Regions from separate parts of the Homo sapiens genome. Here region 2 is linked to region 1. Evidence: read pairs that join two places in POLR2A ChIA-PET (ENCODE). Cell type or tissue: A673. All regions are shown on one strand. Each heading gives the region's core, and the rest is flanking DNA. Links, peaks and the distances in the headings are about the cores only.

Region 1 (12,246 bases), core at 2,793-10,792:
ACACCAGCCTGGCGACAAGAGGGAGACTCTGTCACAAAAAAAAAAAAAAAAAAAAAAAAGAGGAGCCCAAATGTTCACCAAGAGAGACTGTCAACTAAATAAATATTGGGGGGTGGGGGCAGAGAAAGAATCACCAAAAGGACCAATATGATCATCTTCAAAAGATACCTGTACCACTAAGTGAAAATAAAAGTGCATAGCTGCTTATTTGTTACTAGTGTGTACCTTAAATAAATCTGTGAGGACACAAGAAACTGGCGCACGGTCCTCTGGGGGAAAGTGAGTGATGAGGGGATAGGCAAGGGAAAAGACTTTTTCCCTATGCAAGCTCTTATACCTCTTAGATTTTCAATCAAGAGAATGTATTACCTATTCAAAAAATAATAACCTTTTTTTAAAAAAAGAGGGTGACAGAGAATCTCCTTGTTCAACCCTCTTAAATTCAATGAAACAGACCCCTACTGAGCACCCAGGGTGTGCCAAGCCGTTGGTGGGTGCTGTGGGTTATACCATGATGAACAGGATGCTGTCTCTGCCCAGCAGGGGCCCACTCACCCCAGGCAACCCAGGCCCCCCAGGCTGGAGGGTGGGACAGGCTGCCACAGGACTCACACAGCTTCTCCCCCGTTATGCATTTGCCCAGACCCCACCCACCCTGGACTGGGAGCCTCAACTAGTACAGGGTGAGGGTCCGTCCAGGGCCAGCCTCTGTGGGTCCTGATGACCACTGAGCAGTTTGAGCCAAACTCTTCGGGCCCACACTGCTCCTTCCCGGCAAAGTCTCAGGACCACCACGGGGGAGGTGGGAAGCTTGAGTACCTCCCTCCTGTACTTCTATGGAAAGAGTATTACACAATTGTGTCCTTTCTTCTCTTGCTTTAAGCACTCACTGCTTGTAACCAAGGCAGCAATTACTGTGAGGGTCAAAGAAATGGTAAGCCCCCCAGATGGATTTCGGTCTGGATGGGAAGTGTGGGCAGGTCCCAACTCTGCAAATGCAGCTGAAACCCACCAACTTGGAGAGCCCCCTCCCTCTGCTGCCTGGCCCTCCCTGCATTCTGTCTCCTAACCATGCTGCCCCTAGCCCTCTCCTAGGACCAGGCAGCAGTAGCAGCAACAATGTGCATATCTGGACTTCTCACCATATGCCCCAGCATTCACATCATGTGCCTGTGACTGTTCTCTGGCTACACCAGCAAGAGATAAATACCTCCCCTGGGTTGAAGACACACCACTGGTGTCCCTGAGACTCTAGGAGAGTAGAGGAGGCTCTTCCTGGAGGATCCACATAGTCCCAGGGTGCATGAAGCCAGTGAATCACAAAATACTCCCCTGCCATTGCTGCCAATGATCCTTGTGTTATCTTGGGTATACCCTGGGAGGGAGATGGGGCAGATGAGAAAACCAAGGCTCGTGTGCTGAGACCTACTCACCAGGTAGCTAGAGAACAGCAGAGTTGACATCTTAATCCAGGTTTCCTAACCCCAAACCTTATACTCTCTCTTCACAGTATTGTTGGAAGAGCACTGAGAGGTCATTTGGTACAACCTCGTGTTTTATAAATGGCAAACTGAGGTCAGAGAGGGAGAGAGACATCTTCAAGGTCACACAGCATGCAATGGGGCAAAGCCAGGTCCCAAGAACCTGGACCCCTGTCTACCAGGATGGCGACTGTGTTGAACTGGGAAGTGCTTGTCCTGACTAAAGGTGTTCAAATCCTTTTTTTTTTTTTTAACCAATGCTTCAAAATATACCAGTAGGGTTTGTGGGAGTGGGGAACACAGAAGAAACAAGATTGGCCATGAGTCGGTAATTGTTGAAGCTAGGTATTAGATAATGGGGATATTAATACTATACTGTGTAAATATGTATACGTTTTAAAATTTCCACAAAACTTTTAAAAAATTAACGTGCTGTCAAAAAAAATTAGGTACTCAAGCCATATTAGGTCCACAAGCCACTGATTAGCAAACTCTATTCTGGACACTCCTGAATATCCTGCTGGCCATGTCTATACTTCTTTCCAATTCTCTCTGCATAGCGTGGGATGCGGGAGATAGGAGAGGGAGGAAGGGAGATAACTGGCTTAGGCAGGGCTTGGAAGTTGGCCATCCATTCCCGAGAGCATAGACTCTTGGGATTTGGATGGCTGTCATACAAATGGATACAGGTGACACCCCTGCCCCTGCCCATACTCCACACTCCTTCCAGTCTGTCTATCCCCACAGACACTCTACCCATCATCCCTGTACCTCACTGTACTTTGCTCACCTTATTATTTTTTGAGACAGGGTCTTGCTCTGTGACCCAGGCTGGAGGGCACTGGCGTAATCATAGCTCATTACAGCCTTGGTCTCCTGGCCTCAAATAATCCTCTCACCTCAGTCTCCTAAGTAGCTGGGACTTCAGGTACACACCACCACACCCAGCTAATTTTTAAATTATTTGTACAAACAGGGTCCCCCCATATGGCCCAGGCTGGTCTCGAACTCCTGGGCTCCATTAATCTTCTGCCTTCGTCTCCCATAGTGCTGGGATTACAGACATGAGTCTCCGTGCCCAGCCAGTCTTTTTTGCCCTCTATCATCTACCACCCACCATACCAAGGGAAACAAGCAAATCTGGCGTCTGATGTTCCCGGCCTGCAGAAGACGCCATATCCCATCTGGATGAGAAATGAAGCACATGAGCAGCCTGGCAGAGCCACAGTTAATGTGAACCTGGAGAGGAACCGTGCTGTCTTCCAGCAAGACCTCACCAGCAGGGCGTGAAGCCATGAGATCTGGGGTGGAAGGGGGTTGGAGAAAGGTCTGGGTTTTATTTTTCCTTCTCCTTTTCTTAGGCTAATTACCATTCATCGCAATCCCTTTCCTAAACCCTAATATCTTCCCAGTTTATAAAGTGCTCTCACATTTACAATATTTAATCTTCCCAACCCTGTGAGGTCAATATTATCCATATTTTGTAAATGAGGAAACTGAAGGTCCTCATGATCAAGTGATTCACCTAAGACCATAGCTTGTGGGTGGCTGAGCCCAGGGCTGCAGACCCTAATTTTAATGTTCTCTCCTCTACCCCATATTGCGGAGGGCAGGCAGGCAGTCCCCTGTCATGGGGCTCTGCAGCTCTCCATGGAACCAATAATGGAGAAGAAAATTGCGTTGCATTTTCTAAGTAGTCAGCTGGGATGGCAGGAATTTATTTATTTTATTTACTTATTTATTTTTTGAGACAGAGTCACGCTCTTGTTGCCCAGGCTGGAGTGCAGTGGCACGATCTTGGCTCACTGCAAGCTTTGCCTCCCAGGTTCAAGCAATTCTCCTGCCTCAGCCTCCCTAGTAGCTGGGACTACAGATGCCCGCCACCACACCCAGCTAATTTTTTTGTATTTTTAGTACAGACAGGGTTTCACCATGTTGGCCAGGTTGGCCTCAAACTCCTGACCTCAGGTGATCCGCCTGCCTCTGCCTCCCACAGTACTGGGATTACAGGCGTGAGCCACTGTGCCTGGCCATGGCAGGAAATTTTGATGGGCATCTACTTACCTGCAAGTGTGTTGTGCTTTCTTAATTGAGGGGCATTGTTAGAGGATTGTTAGAGGTAGTGGTGTTACTTGACTGGGTCTTCTGGGGTGTTGATGTGCACAGGGGAAATTTGGATTTCCCATCACTTTGTGTGATGACCACACAGCCCCTAAATCTCACCTAAGTGTGATATGGAGAAGCTGAAAGAAGCCACTACATTGTCCACATGAGCTAGGAACAGTGACTTTAGGTCTTACATTAAATCTTAATTCTGCCTTAACTTTGCTGTGCAACTCAGGCCAGACTTCTCCCTCTCTGGTTCTCAGAACAGCCCTGGCAGCCAAACCGAAGTTATCTCCTATGCCAGCCTGAGACTCCACTCCCTTTGCAACCTCCTGGAGAAGATAACTTAGGGAAAGACTGTCACTGCTCAGAGGAAGCATCCCAAACCCCTCACTGGTTTAGGAATTTAACACTACCGAGCAACGGCCCCAGAAGGCAAGGCGATTGTTAGGAGGAATTAAACAGGCTAGTGCTGGACCCAGCCATCCAGTCCTGGCTTACACAGAGGTTGCTTTTCATGCCTTTTCACTCTGTTAATTTGGCTTGTTTTCCAAACATGGGTCAAACAACCCCTCTCCAGAAGCGGCAGCAGCAGAAGGAAATGTTATTAAAAATGAGTCTGTTAGTGGGAATGGTGTGTGGATGAAGTCTTTGGGAGTTTTGGCTGCCAAATAAAGACTTTATTGTCATTCCTCCTTTCCCAAGCTCCCTCCCTCTCTCCTCCCCTCCCCTCCCTCCCTCCTCCCTCCTCTCCTCCCCTCCCTCCCTATGATCTGCCCCTCCCTCCCCCCAAGCTAACCTCCCCACCCCAATAGGATCTGGTGGAAGAAAAGTCAGGCAAACACAAGCACGCACACACCACTGGGAGATCAGATCTTCTAGCTGGCTCTCTGCTGCCACAGCTCCGCCGAAGGGAGGGGGTGGAAGAGGAGGACTAAACTCAGAGCTGAGAGGAGAGGCAGGTGTGTGCAGGTAAGCCCAGTTGGGAGATGGGCAGGAGACTGGGAAGAATCTTTCATCCAGTAAGTTTCCTCCAGCTCTGTCCATTTATTGATCTAGTCTCTATCCTCTCACTCCTTCCTTCCTCCCACCTCTTTCTCCTCTCAAATGAGTTCAAATTTAGTCTTCCTAACTTCTTTCCTATAGCCTCTTCCTTTTCTTTTCATCACTCTGTACCCCTATATTTGCTTACTGCAAAAGTTAAGCTTTCCTGCTGCAGATGTTTGTTGTAGCACAGAGAGCCACGCTGCACAAAGTGTTTCTACAGATCAGGTGTTTCCATAGAAACTGGACTCCAGAACCCATTTCTTTGCACCTTTTGTGTATTGTCACACATTGTGGAAGTCACACACATCACACGGAGGCTGCACGTTCACTACCATCACCCCACACGACCATACAAAATGAAGACATCCTGTCCATTCACCTCTGCCCTCTGCATCTGACATGCAGAGCTAGACCACATCATCACCAGACACCAGCAGACACACACACACATGCATGCACACATGTTCCCTGCATCTTGTCTCTCGCCCTCTCACACACACCTCCCTAGCTGTAAGAGCAAAGATAAAGTACGTTTTCCCACTGAGATGGCAGAGCCAGAAGAAAATCTTGCATCCCAAGTCCAGGCCGAATAGGGAGGAGATAAGCAAGAGCGGGAGCTGGAAGGGTTTCTTCATTATTTAGGGCTTCACTGGGTAGGAGGGAGAGAAAAACGGCTTTTTCCAACCTGCACAGTGTCTTCTCAGCAGCTTTCAATTTCTGTCTCACTGGTCCAAACCACTTGGCTTTTGGAAAGAAAGAAGAAAGCGACCCAGTTCCCAATCCTTGAAGGTCCTAATTCCCAGCTCTGGGGACAGTTCATTTTTTTATTTTTTTTTCCTGCAGGCAGCCAGAAAAATATTTTTCTTTAAAGCCGTTCTGAAATTATTCCAACCATTTAGGTTGGCAAAAGGTCCTGTGGCAGAGGAGAAAAAAAAAAAAAGGCAGCAGTTCCTTAAGCAGTTGGGGAGGGGAAAACTGAAGGGCGGCCCCTCTCCTGCTCCCCTGCTCATTCCTCTCTATTAATAGAGAGGGTCTGTCCCAAGGCAGGCGGGGTGTAGGGAGATCAGGGGTCCCACACACAGCTGATCTTCACAGTCACCTAAGGGCTGGAGAGGGAGGAGTGTGGAGGGCTTACTAAAAATACAGATGTCGGCTCTCACTGCAGATCTACTGAATCGAGACCCAGGAATCTTGTTTTAATACTTCAGGAGATTCTGATGGTCCACCAGGGCTCGAGAATCAGGGGCCTGAGAGAGAGCTTTGCTGTAATTTTTAAGCCCAAGACTCCGGCAGTGTTAGCTGGGCAGAAGGACTGTGTCCTGGAAAAGGAGCACCAGAGTGTCCCAAATAGGCCACCTCTTTTTTGGGGAGTGGGAGTAAACAGGGAAGAGCTGTCTCCCTCTCTCCTCCTTGCAAGCACAAGCAGCCATATATACCACAGAGGAACATTCCAGTAAGAAAGTTCCCCCAAGATGGCTCCACAGAGCTTCTGTTTCCCCTCACCTGTTAATCTGCCTGCCCCAGGACCCCAGGAGCATGTGCTGGGCCCTTCCCCTGACCCTTATAGGTCCCTGCTCCTCCTTCCCAGCAGCCACCTGTCTGGGCTCTCACAGAGGGTGAGCTGAACACTTTCTTCATGCCCCCTCCACCTCCCTAGTGGGCAATCCCATTTATTGGGCATGTGAGTGAAGCATTTCAAGGCTGGAAGGGGCAAAAAGCTGGGAGAAGTCAAGAATCGCAGTGGAACTCCATGGCCCACTGAGGAAGGCAGACTTGCACCTTCTGTGGCCAGTGTCCCCTCACCTGTTGCAGAAAGCATCGGTGAGAAGTTGGTGAATTAGAAAGACAGAACAAGCTTTCCCTAGGTGGCTGGGGACTTCCAGAGTCTCCTCAGTTAGTTGTTTCTGAGACCCAAGTGTGATCTCACAAGCCACAAAGGGGAGGAAGTTGCTCTGTGTGGAAGAGCTGGTACCCCACTCACAAGGATCCCTGCCTTCGAGCAGTGCATGGGGGCTGCCCTCTAGCCAGGCTGGAGGGAAGGAGACCCCATTACTTTGAAATAATATCAACAAGACCTTAACATTCAGAAAACACTCACTTTGCATGTATTAACTCATTTAACCCTCAAAACAGAAAAGAAGGTGTTAGTATCCCCATTTTATAGAGCAGAAAAGCAATTGCTTTGCCTAAGCCTACCTAGCTAAGCATCTGAATGAAGAACTGCAGGATTGGGTCTCAGATCTATAATCACTCAAGGCATCAGACACACTCTTCTAGGCTTTCTTCAAGGCTTGGAGATGCTGGGGGAATGGGGCAGAGGATATGGTAGGTGGCGGGCTGTCAGAGAAGAGTCGTCTCACCCTGGTTTCTTCCCCACCGCTCAGAATGGAAAACTTTCTCTTCTAAACTAGTGGCCTGAGGCCAGAAAATCTTCATTCTGTTTACACTTTGCCTTGTGGTAGACACTGGGGAGACAGATGGTCTCTCCATAATAGTGTTATTTTTATTTTTAGCACTTTTTGATCTGTAGTGCATTTTAAAGCTGCTAACTGCACTTGCTTCTGACAATTGGGTAAGGAATATAGGTATAGGGAAGATTTTTTTATTCCCATTTTACAGATAAGAAAACTGAGGCCCAGAACAGGGTTCGCATCACTAGGTAGTGGTGGAGGGGTGAGAATCTTCTCTCCTAACTAGTATGCACCACAGGCTCTCCTCCCACTGCCCCAGGCAAGCTCATCCTTGTATCGTTTCACCTTCCTAGAAAGGGGCATCTTGAAGTCATCATGCCCCCATAAGGCTCCTTTGTTATCTCAGGACCACATCAGCCCTAATGGGGGCCTTGAAAGGGCCTCAGGCTCACTCCTCTACTAACTCTGCTCATAAATTGGCAAAGACTGCTTGATTCTCCCTGCTTCCAACACCCTTCTGGACTACAGGAAGAGATACAGAGAGCAGGATGGCTTTCAGACACCTAGGTTGAGAACAGAAAGAAGGGAAAAAAGAGAGAGGGGTGTTCCGACATTCACCGGCACAGCGCTAGGTCAGAAGCAGCCCCATTCTCCACTGCAGGGTAGCTCTGGGTCAAGGCATGGAGGCTTAGGGGTGACCAATTAGACAGGAGATCTGACAAGTAAGAAGAATGCCAGTTCAGAGTGCGGCGTAACCCTGCTGCTAGCCCTGCCTAGCCCTGGGAGACAAACCCAACCTCATTCCCAGCCCAACCTCAACCTCTCCATACAAAGCCAATTAGCCTTAAATAGCTGCTCCTAATGACTTGACCAACCCATCAGGACTTCCACCCAACCCTGCCCTGAGCAGAAACATTCCACCACTCCTGGGTTTTAACATTAAATTAATGAGAGAGATAGGGAAGGGGGCTATCTCACTTTAAAAATCAAGGAGTCCTTGGGGCGCTGTGGCTCATGCCTGTAATCCCAGCACTTTGGGAGACTGAGGAGGACAGATCACTTGAGCTCAGGGGTTGGAGACCAGCCTGGGCAACATGGTAAAACCCCATCTCTACAAAAAAGACAAAAATTAGCCAGCTGTGGTAGCACATGCCTATAGTACTAGCTGCTCAGGACGCTGAGATGGAAGGATCACCTGAGCCCAGGGAGGTTAAGGCTGCAGTGAGCTGTGATTGCACTACTGCACTCTAGCCTGGTCAACAAAGGGAGACCCTGTATCACCAAAAAAAAAAAAAAAAAAAAAAAAAAAAAATCAAGGAGTCTCTCTAGAGAATCTGCTGTTTATAAACAAATAAATGAGTAAGTAAGCCTCTGCCACTTGCAGAGATTTTGCACTTTATAACATGCCTTCAAATGCATGATCTCATTTGATCCTCACACAGATGAGGAGCCCGGGTTGGAGAGTCAGAGCCAGGAGTCAAGCCCAGATCCACAATAGTTGGAATTGAAATTAGAATTTAAAACTCTCTTAGAGGCTGGGTGCAGTGGCTCACACCTGTAATCTCAGCAATTTGAAAGGCCGAGGTGGGAGGATTGCTTGAGCTTAGGAGTTCAAGACCAGCCTGAGCAATACAGTGAGACCCCCATCTCATTTTTGTTTAAAGTGAAAAAAGAAAAAAAAATTAAGATTCTCTTAGGAAACGTTCTTTAATGTGGAGAGTGAATGTTGGGTTGGGCAAAGCAATTGCCTTTCTCTTCCGTGAAGCAGCAGCTTTTCCAGAACTGATGGTGGAGAGCAGAACTGCATGCAGTTGGCTGTTGTAGGTGGTCAACAAACCTTCACTGATTGAGCAATGAGCAGAGCCCAGTAGAAAGCTGTGGGTGGAGAAGTGCACTTGTGAAAGCATAAGAAAAATTTAAAAACACACACATGGACCCATCCTAAGGAATCTTATGATTGGACAGAAGTTTCTAGAAGGCAGGAGCATAGAGTGTGGGTCTGAGGCTTTGTAGGAGGGACTATGACTACCCATGGAGTCCAGGTACCCTCAGTCTGTCACACAGATTCTGGTTTCAGAGACCTAGGACATCACGGAGCACTGCCAGAGAGAATGGCTGTGCTGTCAGCTGTCAGAACTTTTCATCCTGCCTCATGGCAAAGCTCCGGCAGGAAGGGGCATCACCCCATGAGAAAAGCCTTAGAAATGAATGCTATTTCCTTAAGAGAGAAGCATCCCTGCACTTGGAATGGTTCTGATTCAGCCCTGGGGCTGAGGGAAGGGGAGGAGAGCAGGCTCAGCTTCCCCACATAACTTGCTCCTGGGAGCATTTCCTGGGGAACCTCCTGTTGGCTCTGGGAGCAGCTTGGCTAGGCCCAGAGGTTTGGAATGTAAACGGGTCAGAGGACTAGTGAAAAGATAAGTTCCCAAAGGGTCTGGTGCTGCACATGGGGATGAGGAAGGCCTGTGTTTACTGTGGATGAGAAGGCGCGCACAGCCAGCCTGCTGGGTGGAGCTGTGAGTAACCTGCCTGTTCCTCTCACCCCTGACAATGAAGACCAGGGCTGCCCTGGCACTGAGCCAAGGAAACCCCGCCCCGCCCAGCACAGGTCACAGCCACAGTGCCTCACTGCTTTTGCTGGAAGCCCTGGGCAAATTGGTGCCCAGTCCCTGGCATATGCTTTCGGTGACAAAGGCAATGAAGGGATATAGAAAAACTCCCGCCAGTGCTGGGAGCCTCCTTGGGACAGGGCTTCTCACAGTATGAAAGATTTCTAGATCATTTCTAGGCTTCTGGGTGATTAGAAAATAAATTTTTTTTTTTAAATCAGGGTCACAAAAATTGAGGCTTTTAGAAATGTTTGTTTTAGAATACCAATGCTTTAACTACCCCCTTAATTTATATGCAAGATGACTGTTCTGTTTTCCAGAAAATTACAGAACTTACACAATGTTAATTCATAGTTCACCAATTACAAGTGAAGTGGGGTTCAGCCAACAAGACTCAAGCTTAAAGTTTTGCAATTAATGCCTTCTCTTTTTAACCCTTGCAATGTATCTCTGACAATGTTATATCCTTAACGGGAGATCAAGCCAAAAACCTAACTGCAAGGTCCTTTGTGATAGGAGGCCAGGGAAAATGGCCTTCCAGACCTCCTTGGAGAGGCCTGCCTTGGAAGAGACCACCTTAGAGGGAGGTGGAGAAAGACAGTCTCTGCCTTCCTTCCCTTCCGCCTTCCTTCTTTCCTTCCAATACTCAGTGTACTGCGTATGGGCTCATATACGCACACAGAGGATAAGTGAGTGAGTTTGCTTATGTGCATGGGACCTGAAGAGGTGTGTGTGTGAGTGTGCAGACTGGATCTGCTGTTAAACAGCATCTTGGCCTTGGCGAGCCACTTCTTCCTTCCAGTCCTCAGTTTTTGCAAATGGTGGGGTCTGGAGTTGATTGGTGGATTTCAAGCCATTTTTAGCAAAGAAACGTGTCCCCTGCCCCTCAACAAATGAATGCTTCGGCTAAACCTCAATATATATAATAGGTTTTTTTAAAGAGAGCTGCTGAGGTTGGCACAGGGATGGGTTGAGGGTACCCCAGGGCCATCTCCTCAGTCTCCTCCCCACAGGGGTATGTCACAGAAATGAAAGCAGAGTTGGAAAACCACTAGGTTATAGGATCTTTAAGGACCTTTCTGGATTTAACCAGGACGCTAAGGTTCATACATCCTAACATCCCTCTCATGAAGACACTGATGATTTTCTCATGCTGTGAATGGGAGGACTGAGGGCCAGAGTGGTTAAGGGTCTTCTCTGACAAGCCCCAGGACTCCTGACTCGGAGTCCAGTGTGCTTTCTTTCTTTCTTTTTTTTTTTTTGAGAAAGAGTTTTGCTCTTGTTGCCCAGGCTGGAGTGCATTGGTGCAATCTCGGCTCACTGCAACCTCCTCCTCCTGGGTTCAAGCGATTCTCCTGCCTCAGCCTCCCAAGTAGCTGAGATTACAGGTGTCCAACACCACACCCTGCTAATTTTTTGTATTTAGTAGAGATGGGGTTTCTCCATGTTGGTCAGGCTGATCTCGAACTCCTGACCTGAAGTGATCCACCCGCCTTGGCCTCCCAAAGTGCTGGGATTACAGGCTTGTATGCCACTGTCCCACCAGCCCCAATGTGCCTTTTTTTTTTTTTTTTTTTTTTTTGAGATGGAGTCTCACTCTGTCACCCAGGCTGGAGTGCAGTGGTGCAATCTCGGCTCACTGCAAACTCCGCCTCCCGGGTTCACGCCATTCTCCTGCCTCAGCCTCCCAAGTAGCTGGGATTACAGGCACCCGCCACCACGCCTGGCTAATTTTTTGTATTTTTAGTAGAGACAGGGTTTCACCGTGTTAGCCAGGATGGTCTCGATCTCCTGACCTCATGATCTGCCCACCTTGGCCTCCCAAAGTGCTGGATTACAGGTGTGAGCCACCGCACCTGGCCACCAATGTGCTTTCTACCAGCATGTCCCCCGCCCTCTTCAGAGCAGGCTCAACACATCGAGTGGCTAAGCCAATGGCCAGGGAATCCAGAGCCTCAAGCCCTTGTTATTCCCTTACCTGCTGGGTACAGGCAAACAAGGAGATGCTTCCACAGCTCCCTGAGCTCTGCCCATCTTCCCTAGAGCTCTAGTTCTGCCCAACTCTGGCTTCAAAAACATGACAACTAGTTACTGAGGGCCCAAGGATAATGACCTTATGTGTCTTCTCCCTGCAGGTGCATCACCTGGATCATGAGGTCACCCCTCTGCTGGCTCCTCCCACTTCTCATCTTGGCCTCAGTGGCCCAAGGCCAGCCAACAAGACGACCAAGACCCGGGACTGGGCCCGGGCGCAGACCCAGGCCCAGGCCCAGGCCCACACCCAGCTTTCCTCAGCCTGATGAACCAGCAGAGCCAACAGACCTGCCTCCTCCCCTCCCTCCAGGCCCTCCATCTATCTTCCCTGACTGTCCCCGCGAATGCTACTGCCCCCCTGATTTCCCATCTGCCCTCTACTGTGATAGCCGCAACCTGCGAAAGGTCCCTGTCATCCCGCCCCGCATCCATTACCTCTATCTCCAGAACAACTTCATCACTGAGCTCCCGGTGGAGTCCTTCCAGAATGCCACAGGCCTGCGATGGATTAACCTGGACAACAACCGAATCCGCAAGATAGACCAGAGGGTGCTGGAG
Region 2 (12,246 bases), core at 2,716-10,715, 180 kb before region 1:
GACAAGGAAATTGAGGCTCAGAGAGGTTAGGAACTTGCCAGAAGACCTACCAGCAAGTGGCAGAGCTAAGGTCCCATCTGACCCCAAAGCCCACCCATAACCGCTATGCAGTACTGTCCAGGCAGAAACACAAACATTACCCCATTGTTTTTATTCTTCAACACCTTTGGTATCATCCAGTCCCAGGACACTGGCTCCTGAGGAAGGAAGGCCCCTCCCACATCCTTTAAAATTCCCAGGCATAAAACCATGTTCACCAGCCACCGTGAGGGTAAGCCTCAGAGACAGGGACCGTGCCCACAGCCAAAGCAAACTTGCCACATCCTCGGCCAATGCCCTGCCAAGGAGGGCCACTAGCTATTTTTCATGCCTCAAACTCCCACTCTATCACAGCACCCAGAGCTTGGGGATGGGGTGAGTTGTCCCCCCAGACAACTCTCTACCGTGGAGAGACTGGGCCAGGGGAAGTAGAGAGAGGAAGTAGACCTTAGATAGAGGAGCGAATGTGGGTGGCTAAGCACTGTGGGTGTGAAGGGATGGTTGGGAGGCCCTGGGGACTTTCCCCGGAGGCTGAGCTACCCAATTTACTCCCCAACCCACCACAGGCAGGCACGCACACCCATAATTTCAGGCGAGACGAGGCAGGCCTCTGAGAACAGCACTCCAACAGGCTTTATCTGAGTGCTCAGCTGGACTCAGAAATCAGAGCGCCTCCCCCAACCTGCCCCAGGACAGTGAAGGCTCCATGATGAGCCCTGAGTTCTCATCGCAGTTTCTCTTCCTTTTCTGTTTTTTTCTTGGCCTCTGCCTGGCAGGAGGCCTCTGGAAACCCTCGTTTTTCAGGCTGCTTCTCCGTCAGCCCCTAGGCCAGACCTTTTTATTTGACTGGTCTGGGGAAGACATGGGGAGGCCACTTGGCTAATGAGAAGCCAGTCGCCTTACAGCAGTGCCTCTTCTGAGACTTTCTGGGATTCTCTGGAAACACAGATGCCAGTTTTTCTTTTTATTTGCTTGTTTCAGGACAGAAGAGATTGAGTTTCAATAGGAGATGTGATTGTCTTTAAACACCTATGGGAAAATCCCTGGGCTCTGCAGTAAAAATACACACCATGGCTGTCCATGTCATATGCGTCCTTGACACCACCAGGCAAAATGCACAGGCTGTGAAACACATTTGGACGCCCAAAGAGCAGGTCCTCCAGAGCACAAACACCTGCACCCACCCCAGGACAGAAGTGCTCAGGCAGGTGTCACCAGCGCAGCCCCTGGCCCCCGACTTTCCCCACTCCACACCCCCATTCACACAGAAGGGCAAAGACAGCCCACAACCTTGGCTGGCTGCGCTCAGTCCTTGGCTCCAGCTGCCTGGGCAGGGGTTAACGAGGCAGGCGCGGCCACTCCCTCCCGCCACCTGCCACCCACCGCCTCCCTCCCGCGCCGCGTCACTTGTTTTTCTGCTGGGCTTTCCCGCCTCCCGCCGGCCGCTGACGTGGACTGGGGGCGTCACAGCCTCTACCTCAGCTGCCGGGAAGTGCTTCCCTTATATGGGCACAGACTCCGGAGGGGCCGGCAGGGCAGGGGCGCTCTTGGGGAGGGCAACAGCTGCCAGCCATCAAGGGCCAGGCTCTCCTCTCCCAAACAATGCCCAGGCCGGGGCAAAGGTGACCCGCATTTGGAAAAGGGAGGCCAGCCTCCCTGTCTCCTCTCAAGAGCCAGAGCCCAGGCGGGCAGCCTTCCCAGACGCTGTCGCTCTGCATCCTCCCTCTTTGGGTTTCTCATGAAATGTGCAGAGCTAGATTGAAATGCAGATGACCAGGTGGCCTTTCACTGATGCACTCTGATAGTCCCTGAATGCTCTGCATCCCAAAGTCTACGGCCGGAAGGCTGTGATGCTAGGCCACTGTTGGGTGGTAGAAAGGACATCCTTGCCTCTGCCTTGGGGCCTTAAATTTGTCTCATAATTCTTCAGGCCCCAGCTTCCTTCTCCATAAAATATGGAGGATACTGCCCTCGAGCCTTGTAAGGACTAGATGAGTGTTCTGCTTGGTGTAAAACAGCTTTGCAAGCTGTAAAGTGCTATTCAGACTTACAGGTGGTCACTTGGTGCCAGGGAGGAGGAACCTGTTCAGGAGCCCCCTCCAGAACCTGCCTTTCCCGGGCCACACCCATGTGCTGTGAGAATGCCCTTTGACCCTGTTGAAAAGCTTAAGCTGTGTAAATAAAGTCATCTGGAGTTTGCCTCTTGTGTGTACTGTGGCGAGCTGTTTGTCTGGGGCCTCTGTTAGTAAGCAAGTGGTGAGCATGCTGGAGATGATCCTTCCAGCAGGGAGGGGAACCGCGGGTGAGCGGTCATCGTGCAAACGCCTCGCACAGTACTGGACACTGTGCAGCACATGACTGTCTTCTGTTGCTGCTAGTAAGAACTCTTTCCTTCCAAATCCAGCTCAGCTCAAAACTCCCAGGCCCAACAAGCTATTTCCTGCTGACACCTTCACTCCAACTCCTTGGTTAATTGTGAATCGTGTTTGTGCAGTGTGGCTCTGCCCATATTTGCCTGTCTCCTGGCAGCTTTGCGTCTGTGTCCTCGATGTGGATGCTTCTCCCTCCTTGGGAACTTGCAGCGTCCTGTGGGCAGGAACCGTTTCTCCCCAGTCAGAATGAAGAACCCACACTCTCTACCTCTGAGGGTGGGGACTAAATCTCCTTCCTCTTATCACTCTAGGACAAAGACGACAAAAGGTATCCAGATCACGAGGTCAAGTGATTGATTTGTGACCCATGTGACCCATACATAAATGGCAGTGAGCCATAGGGCCAGCCAGACATGGTAAATTTCTGCAGCATTTCTCCTCCCCACTCATTGGCTTCAACGAGCCCCCACGGAACCCTCTCTCAGGGAGGACTGTGCTAGGTAGCCAAGAAGTAGACTGCACAGTGGGCAGGCAGGTATCCTCCCTTTGGAGATGGTTGTCCTCATTAAACATCAGGTATTTGAAGGTGACACCTAATTCCATGCTCCCAGTGGGTAAACTGTTCGTCAGCTGTGCCCAACTGCTCTTTAGGTGCTGGGCAAGATTGGTTCAATGTTTTATTCGAAGATCGATGAGTGATCCAATAGTTTTCCTCAAAATATTCCAGATTCCCCTGGAAGTGGGGATGGAGGGTGGAGAAGACATTCCTTCTCATCAGTGCCTCTGGCTTTGGGATCTCAAGTCAGTTCCTTTTGGGAATCATCCTGCTGACCCTGAGCGCTCTCACTGTTGTGAGCCGTGTCAGGCCTGTCTCTTGTTTCTTCATATGAATTCCTTACAAGGTCTGTATATACATCATGGGCTTTAGTGAAGGTTGGGGTCTCCTGAGGGGGTTAATTTTGCAAAAATGTAAAGAGCTTAAAAAGGGAGTGTTGGGCATTTCTGTTCTTAAACTTCCCTCGGCTTCCTCTCTCACATTGGCTCTAGGCCCTCCCAACACCATTTTAAGGTTACTCAAGCCCCCTTTTTTTGCTGCTCTCTCTCAGGAACAAAAATATAGATTCCTCTTGTTTTCTTCTGTGGAGTAATTCAGCTCTAACCTCCAGCCACACCTCTGAACCTGTCTAAGAATTCAACGAGATAGGTCCAAAGCTTCTGAGTGTGTAAGTTCGTAGGCAAAGAGCCACTTTTTTTTTCTTTTTTTTTTTGAGACGGAGTTTCGCTCTTGTTGCCCAGGCTGGAATGCAATGGCACAATCTCGGCTCACTGGAATCTCTGCCTCCCAGGTTCAAGCGATTCTTCTGCCTCAGCCTCCCGAGTAGCTAGGATTACAGGCAAGCGCCACTACGCCCTGCTAATTTTGTATTTTTAGTAGAGACAGGGTTTCTCCATGTTGGTCAGGCTGGTCTTGAACTCCCGACCTCAGGTGATCTGCCCGCCTCAGCCTCCCAAAGTGCTGGGATTACAGGTGTGAGCCACTGCGCCTGGCCGAGCCGCTTTTTTTAAGCCTGGCAGGTCAGGCTGGAAGATCGTGGTGGTGGTCTTCCTGGACTTATGCAATGTTTTTACATAAGGATATTGACTTACAATAGATTCTGCTGAATTCAAAAAATAGGGGACACAGAGTTGTTCTCTTTCTAGGAGCTTACCCATTCCCACTAAGATAATCATTCTGTTACATGTTTGGGAGCTCAATCGTCTCAAAGCCCTCTTAGACATACCTCATAACCTTCCTGTCTCCATTCACCTCATGAGTTTTTGCCATGGGTTCCACCTTGCTTCTACACAACTCTAATGCTTCAGGGAGGCAGCTGAAACCACCTGGGGCCACCTGACTATTTGACCGAGCGAGGCTCAACCCCTGACCTCAGAGAGTTCCTGAGCCAAGAGGGAAGGAAGGAAACCCTGAAATAAGGATAGAAAGAAATGTAGAGATGATATTGATTGTTACTATCCCAGCCATTATCCTGATTACTTCTGTTGTCGTTATGGGCTCTTATGAAAGGTAAACCCAATTGAGGAAGATACTAAATGCCAACTGAGAACAACTTCAGACTCTTTGGCTCCAGTATTCCAACATAGGGATTCATATCATAAATTTCTTCTTGAGGAATGTGTGGATGTAGCGGGCTGGTGGGGGTGGGTTTTAACAGGCTAACTTGAATGCTTTTTTATATTTCACAATGAAAACTATATAATGCAGGTATTTCCCTTTTTACCTTGGCTTCCTGGAAGTTCAAAGATAAATTTAGGTGTCAAAGAAGTATCTGATTCAAACAAGTTTGTAAATATCTATCTTTCTCTTTCTTCCTCCTACTACCAATTCGTTTCTGATCTTTAATATAATATAAACACACACATAAAATCATCCTCTATGTGGTTTAATATTTTAAGCTGTCTCAAATTCTTCTTGGAAGTAAGCAAAGTATAAATTATAAGTAATAATAGTTAACATGTACTGACCACTATTATGTGCCAGACACTATTCTAAGTATTGTAAACTCATTTGATTCTCCCAACAACTCTAAGAGGTAAGAATTACTATTAATCTCATTTTATAGATAAAGAAATTAAGGCACAGAAAGCTTCAATAACTTGCCTAAGGTAGCACAGCTAGGATTTGAACCTAAGCAGTGTGGCTTTAAGGGATGTGCTCTGCCCATCGCACTAGAACAAATCCGTCAGTTCAAAAACTTAATTAGCCCATCCAGGGACACCAATGTAAAAAAGCATAATTATATGCCATCGGAGCCAGTCATCATCAAAACAAGACTGATATAAGGCCAGGTGCCTATAATCCCAACACTTTGGGACGCCGAGGTGGGCAGATCCCTTGAGGTCAGGAGTTTGAGACGAGCCTGGCCAACATGGAGAAACCCCGTCTCTACTAAAAATAACAAAAATTAGCCAGGTGTGGTGGCGCACAGCTGTAATCCCAGCTACCCAGGAAGCTGAGGCAGGAGAATAGCTTGAACACGGGAGATGGAGGTTGCTGTGAGCCGAGACCATGCCACTATACTCCAGCCTAAGCAACAGAGTGAGATCCTGTCTCAAAAAAAAAGACTAATATATCATAACAAGCAGCTCAGGCCACCCATTCTTAATCTAAATAAAGATTCCTTTCCACTCCTCCCCAACCTTATTCTTAGTGGAAGGGATGGAGGAAGTAGGATTTAGAATCCTTTCCCACCCTTCCCTAGCCCACTCTCACCCCACTACCCCAGCCCCCTTTTTAGAGACTTTCCTGACATGTCCATTGCCCTATATGTTCCTTACTTTTTTCTTCAATAATGTGGGAAAAATAATGTTTTCACTCCTTCTGTATCACTTGCACGGAGATAATTAGTCAGCTTTTTGATGGACAAAGAGCTGAACAGAGAGAATTTCAGGCAGAGCAAATAATATGAGTAAAGGTACAATAAGCTGGGCACTCAGCTACTCAGGAGGCTGAGGGAGGATGATCACTCGAGGTGAGGAGTTTGATGCTGTAGGGAGCTATGTTCATGCCTGTGAGTAAGCACAGCACTCCAGAGCCTGGGCAACATGGCAAGACCTCACTGTTGAAACTACAAAGGCACAATGGTATGAAAGTGCAAAGTATGTATTTGAGAAACACTGAGAATGGGTTAATTGAGCTTTGAGGTTGGGCCAGATTGTAAAGGCCTTGAAGGCCAAACCAAGAATTAAACTTTCAACTGTAGGGAGCCTTCAGAGCTTTTAAACATGAAAGAGACAAGACAGACCTGTAGTTTAGGAGCTCTGACAGCAGAGTATGGACTGAGGAAAGGGCAGGAAGGGAAGCACTTCAGGCAAAGAGACCACTTAGGGAACTGTTGAAACTATCCAAGAACGATCTAACAGTTGGTGGCTTCAGTGATGCTGAGTAGAAGGTATTTCAAGAGGATAACTGACAGGACTGGGCCAGTAATTGGATATGGGATCCGCTCAGGAAGTAGGGCTCCAGGATATCTTGTCACCTCATCAGGAAAATCCTCTCTTGCTGGCAGGTGATCACGTATTCCACTAGGACCCAAGGAGTCATCAATGTGAACCATAGATGACAGATTAAGAGGCAGGGTGGGTCTCCTAGCCCAATACTCTTTTGTTACATATAAGCAAACTAAGGCTCAGGGAACTCCAACCATCTCTCCCTTTCTCCTAGCTCCTTCCTCCAAACCACACGGATCCCTGGACCTGAACCCATGGTGCAGTAGAGAAGTACCTCAGGCCCAGAGCCAGGAGGCCACAGGTGAGAAGCTGCAGTACCTCTTCTTTAGACTTTTTCTTGTGTCCTCCTTTCTGAATCTGTCTTCCTCTTCCCTTCAGCCCCCATCCCCCAGGTGGTCTCTGGCTGTCACAGCTGTGATGCCAGCTTCCTGCTTGCCCCAGACACTCAGCCCCAGGAGGCCCAGCCCCATTACGGCTCTGCCAAAACAACATCTGGGGAAGCTCCAATAGGTTCAGGGCCTCTTCTCTTGTTTTTTGTCTGGAGATAAAGGGGGTTTATCCTGGGCCCCTGGGAGTGAGGATGAGGAGGGTTTACAACATGTCTGTCTTCTAAATTTGGGAAAGAGGCAATAAATTCAGCTTCAGATCTGCTTCTGTCCCAAGTCCATGTGTTCCCCTGTGAGTTTCTGGCACTTTCAGTCACACCTTCTCGTACCATAGGAGAAGGCCTAGAGGGAGAAGGTGTGGGAGGTCACATTCTTGGGGGGCCTCCAGGATAACAGACTTTTAGCAGATCGTTCCCATCCTTTTGCTCCTGATACACCGAGGGAGTCGCAGAAACAAAAACACATCACTAGGGACCTTTCCAGCCATATTGGTCTGGCCATCTGTCCACGTCTCTTCCCCTTCCCCAGCTCCCACCTCATCCCGTCTTCACTGTCTCTCCTGTACCCTCCGCCATCCTTCTTGCCTTCACCCTTCCCTGACCACACAGCCAGGGTGGCAAAGGAGGGTGAGAAGCCCAGATCATTCATCTTCCCACAGACACTACTGGGTTAGTAGAGCACAGCAGCTGAGAAGCAACCCTCAGGGGAATACATGCCTTTGGGGGGAGCAGATTCCTTCCCCAGATGGGGCCTGGCATAGAGTCAGCTTTAGTTACAAGCTTGATGAATTCCTAACACTTTCCAGCCCCTCCCTCCCAGCAGCAGGAGAGTGGGCCTGTGTGGGCCAACGCGATGCAGAGTAACATGGAGAGGATGAAGAGGTGAGTTAGGGGAGCACACAGCCTGCATCCAGGACCCTGGAGGCCCTGTCCCTCCGAGACACGAAGACCACTCTGCAGTCGTCAAGGCAGTGGCTGGCCCCTGACAGCAGAAATGGAAGTTCCCTGGAGGTTGTCTTTCTCTGCCCTGTGCAGCACTCTGGGTCTCATGTCTCAGTTGCCAGGCCTCTCTCCTAGAACCCTGTGTTTGGTTGCCACCTCCAAGGCCCAGACAAGACTAAAATCCTCACTCCCTCTATGGATGCTGGTCACTGTCCGAAGGACACATGTTCTCATCCCCATTCCACTGTGGGTGTGCTCTGTGGTAGTCTAACTCTCACCACCCTCCTTTCCAAACCCTTTCATTGAGCCCCCTTTGGGCCCAGAAAAGTCCCCTATATCCTCACCCCTCCAAGCATTTTCTCCATCTCCTGGCATTCCCTCAAACAGGCTGTGTCAAGAGAAGCCTGTTTTTCTGCCTCACCCAACACTCCTCAGAATGAGGCAGTGGGGACCAATGTGTCTTGCTCTATGTTAGCCTTTCCCTGCCATCATTCCTCATGCCTTTCTCCGAAGTTCATTTATCCCACTGTCTCATCAACATGGGCCCTCCCGGCCGCTCTTTCTCATTGACTAAAGATCTTGCCCTGCGAGGGTTAGGGCCTTTCTCTGTACTCTAAATTCCTGCTACCACCTGATGAAACATCAACTTCTATGTGAGTAGCTGAACTCATTCTGCTCCTGGGCTCCTCTGTGTCTCCAAGTGGCCATCTCACGCACTCAGCCTCCAGCCCTCACCCCCAGATAGACACTTGGAATGCTGATACCAACTCCCAAACCCACCATGGTCCACCGCTGGCTCCCAGGGGAACCCAATACATATTCCTTGAGTAAGTGAATACATGAATAAAGCCAGGGTCACATGATGGGAATCTGGCCTAATGGAAAGGGCCCTAGGCTGGGTGGGAGATCTAGGTTCTAGTCCTAGCCCTGCCACTAAGTAGCTGTGTAACTTTGGACATCTTTTTTTCATCTCATGGCTTTCTTTTCTCCATCTGAAGAATTAAAATTTTTGTGTAGATTATTTCTGAAAACCCTGCTTCTGACAGTTGGCAATTATGAGATATGGTTTGCTGAGCATCTATAATACTTAGGTAGTATGCTAGGTGCTTCCTATAAATTACCTCTCATATACCTAATAACTAAAGGCCAGGTGAGGTGGCTCACGCTTGTAATCTCAGCACTTTGGGAGGCTGAGGCAGGCAGATCACGAGGTCAGGAGTTCAAGACCAGCCTGGCCAAGATGGTGAAACCCCGTCTCTACTTAAAATACAAAAATTAGCCAGGCGTGGTGGCAGGCACCTGTAATCCCAGTTACTCAGGAGCCTGAGGCAGGAGAATCACTTGAACTCGGTGGGGGGCAGAGGCTGCAGTGAGCCGAGATCTCGCCATTGCACTCCAGCCTGGGTGACAGAGTGAGACTTCATCTAAAAAAAAATATATATATATATATACACACACACACACACACACATATATATATATGATATGTATGTATATACTTAATAACTGATTCAGTAGTTTGAGGTGGGTGGGTCCAGAATCTCAGGGAGAGGCTGTGTGATCTGAATTTTTATCAAACTTCCTGGGTGATTTGAATGGGTATCCTAAGGTCCCTTGGTATGCAGCCATTTGAATGTCAGATGAGAGATTTTTAATTAGTACTACAGGCAATGGGAAGCTATTGAAGGTTTTTAAAGCAGAAAAAGAAGGGTAATACTAAGGAGAGAGAGAAAGAACTAAGAAACAAGGAAGATGGGAGAGAAGTATCTTTGATCTGTTACATGTTGAGACTGAAACACCAGAAAAATGCTCCAAAGATGTCCAGCTCTCAGTTGGAAAAAAATGAATTGGAAGCTCTGTAATAAAGGTGAAGTTAGAGATGACAATTTTGAGATTTATTCTTTATCAGGAGATGCAAACTCAAATACCTCCAGAATGAAGGCAGGTAATGCAAATGAGGATTAAGTATAATTAAAAAAAACAGCATTCATCCTTAATAAATGGCATGTACCACTTTGTCTCAGCAGGGATGCAGTAGGTAAAGGTGGAGACTGTGGTGAGCTAGAGGACATACCCCCTGTCTTAGGGGCCAGTCATTGCCAAATAGAAGTGTGGGATCAGTGTTAACAGATCTTCTGGTTTTTAGAGAGAAACTATAGATATTTTCATTTTGACACTTTCTAATTATTAAATGTTCACAATGAATTTTTTAAGTGCTTAAACACTATACAGACAAAACCATTTGTATCTATGGTCAGCTTTGCCTTGGGGGGTTCTAATTTGTGACTTCTAAGCTGCACAGATGGGATTCAAGAGAGAGAGTTGAGTAAATTGAGAAGAAATCCAGGGGCTGCACTGTGAAGAACGACGGCCCTCCCAAGCACCCAAGCTTGCCTGGCGGTGAGCCCAGGGCTTAGAGAGACCCTGGTTCTTTTGGCCACTGGGTGTTTGGTGAGCTCCCATGTTGGTGGCAGCAAGTGAAGCCTGCACCTGCCACAGCTATTTCTGCTCATCAGCTGGAAATCATGTGGGTAGCCTCTGAGGTCCTGATACCTCCGGGGTTAGATGCCACCTTGGGGAGGGGCCTGCAGCCTTCACTCCACCACTCTGTATAGTCACTTTTATCCCAAACTGTGAAGATGCTCTCCATCCAGGAGTGTCTGAGTCCTGGCTGGAGCAGGCATCTTGTTTAACACATCTTAGACACCCACTTTGTATCAGGAAATTCTTCTGTTGTCTAATTTAAGTGCTTTTTGTACAATTTAATCTTTTTTTGCTTCTTCTATCTTCAGAGCAGGTGGTGGAATGGGTTACTCTTTAGCTTCCAGATTCTTCCTCAGCCTTCAATAGGGTCTCAAAAAGCCCCAGGCTGGGCCCGGTGGCTCACGCCTATAATCCCAGCACTTTGGGAGGCTGAGGAGGGCAGATCACGAGGTCAGGAGTTTCAGACCAGCCTGACCAACATGATGAAACCCCATCTCTACTAAAAATACACACACACACACACACACACACACACACACAAAAATAGCTGGACATGGTGGCATGCACCTGTAATCCCAGCTATTCAGGAGGCTGAGGCAGGAGAATCGTTTGATCCTGGGAGGTGAAGGTTGCAGTGAGCCGAGACCATGCCACTGCACTCCAGCCTGGGAGACAGAGCGAGACTCTGTCTCAAAAAAACAAAAAACAACAAACAAACAAACAAACAAAGTCCTATCTCAAAAAGTGTCCTCAGGGATGTAAAACTTGTTACCTGCAGATTAGAAAGCTGTTTGCTTACTGATATGTTAGCAAGCCTTCCTTCGGTCTAGATGGGTAGTTTTCTGCTTACCCTCAACCCTAACCGTCTTTGCATTATCTATTTCTGTACCTACTCTCAGTTCATTCTGGGGTGGAGGAAGGGGTTCAAACCAGAAATATTAAAAGTAGCTAGCATCCCCACCTTCCTGTAGTTCTCATTAGCAGGTTTTAGAGACAATCTTATCTTCTCCTCTTCTTAAATTCTCTTCTGATTCTAAAGAATGACTCCCAGACTGGCTGGCCTAGAACTGACCTTGAAAGGCTCAACTTTGTGAGAAAATGATAGGGAACCCACAAAGATGTCCCGATCATTACCCAACGATGCTTGCAAAGAGTTGTGATATATTTAGCAGTATTTCCACCCTGATTAGGAAGCAAGGAAGAGGCAGCTGGTCTTCCCCGGGTGATGTTTCTTATCAGCTCTGGGCAGCACAGTCAAGTTGTCACCAATGAGGTCTGTAAAGAGGAAAGATCAAATTAGTATTTGCACCAGCTACACTCAGACATACTCCACCAAAATGTACACTCTACCATAACACCCACATTTCACAAGACGACTTTCTTCAACAGATACCATTATATGTGCTTACTAACATAGTGAACACATATCCATATCCCCTGCTACCCACAAACATCAGAGCCCACATGCAATCTAAGTATGTATGCTCACTCAAATATACATACTAATACCTCCCTAACCACACCGACACACAGACCAACAAAAACTACACTCTGCATGGTGGAGAAATGACCTGATATTACCCTCCTACAATATCTCAGCCCAGCCACTGCCTGCCTCACTCAACCTCAGGTTTCTACTTGTACTCAGAAAATTGAGCCAACCAAGCCAAGTCCCCACAGGCCCAACAGGGCGCTGGGAAAGATAGAAATCACTTACAACGATCCAGTTGCTTCTGAGCTGGAAATGGAGAGCAGGGCTGCTTGCTAACCCCACAGACGGGGCCAGCACAGAGGCCTGAGGAGTGGGACCCACTTCTGCGTGGGAATATGGCCTGAAGAGAGCAGGTGGGTCAATCCTGAGTCGGCCACACAGGTGGGCTGTGCAAGTGGGCGAGATGAGCAACCAGGACTAGAGGAACCAATAGGTCTGAGGTCACATGGGACAGAAATTCTGGTCCAGATGAGGCATAAATGAAGTCCACCCTCACTTCCATCACCCCATTCCCCCTCTTCAGT

What was found. ChIA-PET counts read pairs that join two places held together with the same protein. Peaks named below come from ENCODE experiments on the same cell type or tissue, not always from the same donor. Only the 100,000 strongest peaks of a DNase experiment are listed, where the experiment ranks them.
Region 2: POLR2A ChIA-PET joins it to region 1 with 10 read pairs; 9 of 35 experiments call an interaction of 5 or more read pairs at or near these places.

Annotation. Positions count from the first base shown.
Region 1 is chr1:203,471,380-203,483,625 of GRCh38, forward strand. PRELP (proline and arginine rich end leucine rich repeat protein) reads left to right here and starts at 4,427. Exons shown (of 3, transcript NM_002725.4): 1 at 4,427-4,559; 2 at 11,790-12,246. The coding sequence starts at 11,806. In A673, for the core only: no CTCF peak of the experiment used is centred there; no DNase peak of the experiment used is centred there.
Region 2 is chr1:203,289,143-203,301,388 of GRCh38, forward strand. It overlaps BTG2-DT (BTG2 divergent transcript), which reads right to left. Exons shown (of 4, transcript NR_034151.1): 3 at 11,948-12,139; 4 at 9,616-11,505. Among named protein-coding and RNA genes, the nearest start is that of LINC01353, 8.1 kb to the left of the region's middle. RefSeq lists enhancers at 403-962, 7,217-7,718 and silencers at 1,173-1,572, 10,043-10,247. In A673, for the core only: no CTCF peak of the experiment used is centred there; DNase peaks (open chromatin) are centred at 6,869 and 7,549; H3K27ac peaks cover 1,134 bases.